Linked DNA regions of Mus musculus: region 2 is linked to region 1. A link is a contact called in ENCODE Hi-C or POLR2A ChIA-PET data. All regions are on one chromosome and are shown on one strand. The core of a region is the stretch at or near the end of the contact, and the rest is flanking DNA. Distances in the headings are between cores, read along the strand shown.

What was found. A loop is a pair of places that touch in the nucleus more often than their neighbours do. ChIA-PET counts read pairs that join two places held with the same protein, here RNA polymerase II (POLR2A).
Region 2: a loop to region 1 is called in a map of gastrocnemius, with 2.2 times the contacts of the local background. The contact joins two enhancer-like sites. A Hi-C loop is called at or near these places in 1 of 37 maps with a recorded cell type or tissue (gastrocnemius). POLR2A ChIA-PET finds 5 or more read pairs at or near these places in 1 of 5 experiments (embryonic stem cell).

The regions. Positions count from the first base shown.
Region 1 is chr11:31,683,974-31,687,432 of GRCm38, forward strand. No RefSeq gene overlaps it. Among named protein-coding and RNA genes, the nearest start is that of Bod1, 14 kb to the left of the region's middle. Within about 2 kb of position 1,759, at least 1 of the 3 ENCODE cell types and tissues checked has a DNase peak (open chromatin) inside an H3K27ac peak, as active enhancers do.
Region 2 is chr11:31,795,221-31,798,399 of GRCm38, forward strand. No RefSeq gene overlaps it. Among named protein-coding and RNA genes, the nearest start is that of D630024D03Rik, 28 kb to the right of the region's middle. Within about 2 kb of position 1,273, at least 3 of the 3 ENCODE cell types and tissues checked have a DNase peak (open chromatin) inside an H3K27ac peak, as active enhancers do.

The DNA.
Region 1 (3,459 bases), core at 509-3,008:
TCTCAACTCCTCCTGCGCCATGCCTGCCTGGATACTGCCATGCTCCCAACTTGATGATAATGGACTGAACCTCTGAACCTGTAAGCCAGCTCCAATTAAATGTTGTTTTTTTATAAGACTTGCCTTTGTCATGGTGTCTGTTCACAGCAGTAAAACCCTAACTAAGACAGAATTGAAGACCATTTCATGTTTATAAACACCAAGACGAGGTTGCTGTGTGCCTCACAATGACAGTGTATGTACACTATGTTAAGTATTCCTGGCTTGCCTAGCTTGCCTCTATTTAGGGTTTGTCCCTGTTGCCAGATTTCTGTGGAGATTCGCCTGGCAGAGTTTGGAATAGGTGCCACTTGTCTTTTACATCTGATGAAGCCAAGTGTGCCTACATCTTGGGTGAGGCAGGCATAGAGAGGAGGTGTGTGTGGCAGAGCAATCTCTTTTTAGATTAGAAAACAGAATTTGTGTTTGCAAAAAGAGCCCTATTTATGTGCCCCATCTGATGTCAAACCCATTTTATTTTAAGCCACCTCCCTTCCCAGAGCACAAGCCACCGTCCCTCTCCTCCTCCCTGCCCCCTCCCCTCACCCCATCTCTGCCTCCTCTGTTTCCTCTGACTTCCTTTCACTTCCTGGTCCATTTTTCTTCTTTCTCCTCTCCCTCTCCTTCTCTTATCCGTTTTCCTCTTCCTCTCTCCTCCCCTTTCCTTTCCTCTTCTCTCCTCTTCTTTATTCCTTCCTTTCCTCCCTCTTTCTCTCCCACCTCTTTCTCCACATCTTGCTTCTTTTCCTTTATGAATCACCCCACACTAGATGGCTTTTGAGCTGTAATGTAATAGTACTGGGGGAATTTAATTCAGGGACTTTAGGTCAACAGGGGCTGTGGGTGTGATCTACGGTGCGGTGTCTGCACTGATTGTTTTTCTTTAGAGAATGGTAGCAATTCAGTGTCACACAGACTGATTTGAGCATACATTTAGTTCCCTTGGCTTCTGGGTTTCGAGATGATTGAAAGAGAAAAGAATGGAGTGCCGTCCCTCTCGGCAGCCCCCTTCCTAATGAGAGTTTCTTCTCCCCAGGCTCTGGAGACAGACCTCCAAGAGTAACTGGGTGCAGCCAAGGGCGTGGCCCAAGTCCTGACTGAGACTGGGCTCTGAGTGGGCTAGAGGAAGCCATTTTAAAAGAGGAGATTGGGTGTGGTGTGGGGAGTGAATGATATCCTGAATGAATGTGTATTTCTGAGATGAGCGCGGGCTGGGCCGTGTCAAGGACCCCAGTGCCTCAGACCCACAGAGATGACAAGGCCTTCCCCTAGCCAGGGTCAGAGGAATGGCAAATTCTTCCCCTGGTCCAAGTAGAACATTACCGGATGGTTGGCCTTTAACTAATAATATCAGTGTGTGCAGAGACTCTCAACTGCAGATTCCTCCTTCCAGATGAGTGAGTCTGGATGGAGGCTGCTCCCCCCCCCCACAGACCTCCCACATAGGCTAGTTAACCTGCCTCTTCCTTGGTCTTGCTGTGCATGTGTGCTAAGTGGGTTGTTGCTGGTGTGTCTCCATCTGAGCTCACAGGCCACCTGATCCCAGCGTTTCCAGATCAGTCTTTCCTTCACTTCCCACTTCCCATTGCTTCAGTTAGTTCTTGCAGGCTGCAACACACAGCAGCCACATCTGGAAGATGCTTTCCAGGTGTCTAGTAGAAAGGAATGGTCTACCTTATCAGGAAACCCTCCTAGGGATGCTGTGTAAAATCAAAAAGGGGAGGCACAGAGCATACACAGAAGGCCCAGTGGGAGTGAGCCTCCAGGAATAGACCTGTCTACAGGAAAATCAAAAAGGTGCATATCTGCATACTGTTTCAAGCTACTCCATGGGCTTAAAATGGCAAAATTAGCAGGAGCTGTGCTCATTGACTCAGTTTCTCCTGCGGCCTGGCACTTCTAAGCATCACCTTAATGTGACACAACGACCCTTTGAGGTGGCGTGCTCATGTCCCCATTTTACAGGGACCAGACGTGAAGCTCCAAGAGCAAAAGCAGGAACCAAGGTCCTTGCCTGCTCTAGATGTGAGAGCCCCCAGCCTTGGGAAGGGATCAGCAGGCTGTGGAGGTTGTCTAAGTGGACGAACACAGCAGAGCACAGAGGACACCGCAGGATCACCCGGTTTTATTGTGGACCAAAGATGACTAGACTCCCATCAGAGTCTGGTCACTGCTCAGGCACAACCATAGGACTGGGCCTGTGGTGGGTGGGAGTGTGTCTCAGAGTGGAGGCAGAGCTCTGGAAGACTGCCGGGAGGGAATGGAGCTCCCCCAGCCGTATCCCAGACAAAATCTGAGGTCTGAGCAAAGGTGCCAGGCTGGTGTTCTTTCTCCTGACGTAGGGAGGGAAGAGAGAACCAATGTTGTCTTAGGAACCAGACAAGCCTAGATTATATTGACTTTCCCTATGGATTTGCTGTGTGTCCTTGAGCAAGTTTCTCAACTTCTCTGAGCAAATTATCCGTATTTCACAGGCTTGTGGAGACAATGAGATATGTTACTATAGATGAACTCTGAGCTTCAGTTTTATACAGTATGAACACTCAATGACATGCCTGATACTATCCTGATGTGAATATCGTTATTTTTTGGAGAGTCTCCAAAAGTCTTGGTTTGTTAGGAGCCACCCCCACCCTTGTGCAGCTCAAAACATAAAGGTTCAGCTTCCCTTTCTTGCTGAGCAGCTCCTCAACAATCAGGATCCATTTTCAAAAGTTTCCTACATTGTGAAGGCTCTGCCAAGGTTTGCAGCCCAAAGCATGTCAGTATCTCCAGCGCTCACCACACCATGAGTGATCGATCACATTTGCCCACAGTCAGGCTTCAGGAGGTGCAGAAACTGGTCCATTCCCTTTGAGTAACGTTTCTCCATTTGTGATAGGCATATCCAGGGGAACACCAGACCCCTTCAAGTCTCCTAAAAGACACAACTAGGTTTCTGCCTCTGGGGTGTTATTTACAGTTTTCATCTTGTTGGTATTTGCTCTGCTAGTGAACAAAACTGCTGGCATTTTAGTAGTAACAGGAAGTGATGTCAGAGCACTGTGCAGTAATTGAGGTCTCTCTGCTGGCACACACTTGCGAGCACACACATGCCAGGGTCAGTTATGAATGTCCTTAATGAGGGCTGAGATGTGGCATGTGCCAGGCCCTGGGTTCAATTGCTAGCAAATCCCACAAAGTCTTCATCTAAGCAGAAAAATGTTTCATTTGTAGAACTCACCCTGAGTATGTGTGTATCTGTTAGTAACCTATGCAGCAAAGCAAGCAGGGAATAAAGAAAGCGCTTGGTTCTGTGCTGAAGCTCTGCACCATTTGCTTCTGAGCCGGGAAGCCGTTCTTCACAGAATGCCATTTCTACCTGGGAGACTTGGGCATGGTCCACTAGACACAGGTAACTGGCCTGAGTTTCCTCAGAAG
Region 2 (3,179 bases), core at 23-2,522, 110 kb after region 1:
ATACCCAAACAGACAATCTGGAGGAGGAAGCATTCGGGCGGGGGAAGGAAGACTTACGTTATTCATGGTTTTGGTTTACCGTATTGGAAGGCAAAGTACAACATAACAGTTTATATTATGGCTTACGTCATGGTAAAGTAACCTGCCTATTCCAGCAAGACTCTGCTTTGTAAGTCCCCATTCACTCCCCAGGGATCTACCCAGGAGTAACAACAGATCTGGCAATTCCTAATATTATCTATGTGTACATATATAATTATGTATACATGTATTTAAAATTAGCAACAATTAAAGAAAAAAGGCTATGAATTCAAATGCAGGGGGTGCATAGGAGAGGTTAGAAGGAGGGGAGGAGGGAAATGATATAATCTCAAAAATTAAAAATTATAATTAAAACACAGAAAAGCAATAAAATAATGGTTTTGGAGCACTGGTCTTAACTTTGTTCTGTCATTCAAGCAGAGAGTGGGCCAGGTTTAGTGTGTTTGTGGCATAGGAAAATGGCTGTTTTGTTAACATCCTTGTGTGTGTGTGTGTGTGTGTGTGTGTGTGTGTGTGTGTGTGTGTGTGTGTGTGTGTGTGTGTGTATGAGTGTAGCCTCAACAATTAGATTGCTCCCAGCACCAGCTTCAGACCTCCCTGGGAGCTTTGTTTAATGCTGACTCCAGAAAAAGGATGAATGGTCCCATGTAATGACCACACCAGCCTACCAGGGAGATGTCCTGGAATCCCTAGGCTGCTGAGACCCACCACTCATTGTGTGTGCCAGATCTGCAGGAGCAAGAGGCTTTTCTGCAGGACTGATTTAATCCCTTATGCTATCTTTACTTGTTTTAAGTCTTATTTTTATTTTAAATTATATTATGTGGGGGGTTTTGTGGGGGATATGCTCATGAGTGGAGGTTTGAGCAGAGAACAGAGGTGTCAGATGCCCTGGAACTAGAGTTAAGGGTGTTGCGATCTGCCGAGTAATAATAAACAGTAATAGTTCTCCTTTGCATAAAAGGAGGTGGTTTCACCTTGTCACCAATCCTGTCCGAGCCTTTAAGCATTGAAGTGAGGCCCTGTGGTCACTAGATTGAGGATTATTAGAGACTCCAACCTCTCAGTGTATGGCAGAGGAGCGGTTTCTATTTCTGGTGCCCACTGTCATCTCCAGGGAAATGCCACTCAGCTGCCCCAGAGTCACAATGTTCTTATTTCCCTCCAGGGCCTGTGACTCAGCACACAGCTCCAGATGGCTTCCTGCACTTCTAGGCTCCTCTGCTGGGCGCTAATGGCAAGGAAGCGGCAGAGCTCTCCTGGCCCAGCTCCCCACCGGACAGCCCATTTGCACAGGCTGCTTTCTCCCCAGAGAACATATGCTCTGCACTCTGAAGGTGAGATCCAAGAATCACACCGCCCTGTGGACCAGGAAGATGGGGAAGGGAACTTGTAGAGCCCCCCAATCCTGTGTGGGAACGCTTATCATCTACCTCCGAAGCTTGCAGAGTTAGGGCTACCAGATGAAACAAAGAATACCATGGCAGCTCAGAATTTCAGACAAATTTGTTTGTTTGTTTTTGTCTTTGTTTTTATTATAAGTATGTCACAAATACTGCATTAAAATCTAGTTGAATGTCCTGTAACTTTACTCATAACCCTTCCAGCATGTCAAGCATGGAGCAAAGAAACCAGTGTGCTTTTGCTCCACTAAGACCCTATACTTAGTGGAATCTTTGCCATGAGATGCTCATAGTACCTGTGACAAACAGTCTTGCAGTGGGTGTGACAGCATGAACCATCTCAGCCAGGGAGTAGGGCACTTGGGCCTTTTGTCTATCACTTCAACTTTAAGATGCTCCAACGTTTGCATGCTTCTGGCTGCCTGGCACAGGTGTAGACCAAGCCACTGGTGTCACTTCTCATAAAGGAATAAGAAGTGTAACTTGTTAGTGGGTTAGAGCTGCACACTTAGCTGTAAAGTGTTCCTTAAAGCCTGCTTGACATGAGAAAACCACATGGGACAGTTGACCTGCTATGACTGTACTGCCACGGTCCCTCTTTGAATTTGAATGTCTCTGCCTACCAAAATATGAATTGTGTAAGGGGAGGGATTTGGGTCTGTTTTGTTCTCTAGCACTCAGGGTAGTGCCTGGCTCCCCTAAAGGTGGAACACTGGGTTAACTGAAATCAGCCTAATCAACAACATACGCAAAAATAATGCATGCCAGGCACAGTGGCTCACATCTCTGATCCCGGTGCTTGGAAATCGGAGGCAGGAAGGTCAGGGTCATCAGACTTATACAGGTAGTTACTGCAAGCTGGCCTGTCTCGTGAGACCTTGTCTCAAAACAAACAAACAAACAAACAACACCCATAAATAAATACACATTCGCAATCTATGTCAAGGAAGACTTTCTGGAGCAAATCAACTTCCTTTCCTTGCTGAGTTACAGTCATAACCCTGCTTTGTTTACAGTAATTTATACCAAACCCAAGCAGGGCTTCCATTAGCCACTACAAGTCACAAATACTCAGTGGTCAGAGCCCGAGGCTGACGTGGCTTTGACTGCTCTCTCCCAAACTCTCCATAGATCAGAGACTGTGTCTTTTTGTCTTTAATACATTTTCAGTGGCTCTGGTATTCGTCAGTGTTCTGTTGCTATGATACAATACCTGAGCCTGGGTAAACTATAAATAAAAAGAGGATGTCCATATTGTGAGTTGTTTGAGAGGCTGAAAGCCCAATGGCACATCACCAGCTCTGGTGAGCACACCCCTATCCCTACCCCCCACCCTGCTACCTTCTTTGCCTTGTGGCACATGGTGTCACAGCTGCAGGAATTCGTATATGGAAGAGCAAGACACGAAGCCCTACAGGTTCTTTTGTGAATCAACCTGCTCACACAAGATCTACTTCAACCCCTTCTAGAATGTTCTGTCCCTACAGACCTCCCACAGGGTCCCACCACTCAGCTTATGAACCAAATCCCCAAGACATGAAACCCCGGAGGACAAACCACATCAAACCCCAGTGGGCCACAAGGTACAGATGACTACCCAGTACTCAGTGTGAGGAGTCTGTGGTGAGGGCATCATCAACAGGAATTGCAGACAGGCTGCTGGAATGTCTTAGCACCCAGAAAACCTTGAAGTCATCCTGAGGTCACCTAGTAGCAGCTTCAGAGGGCCTGGTG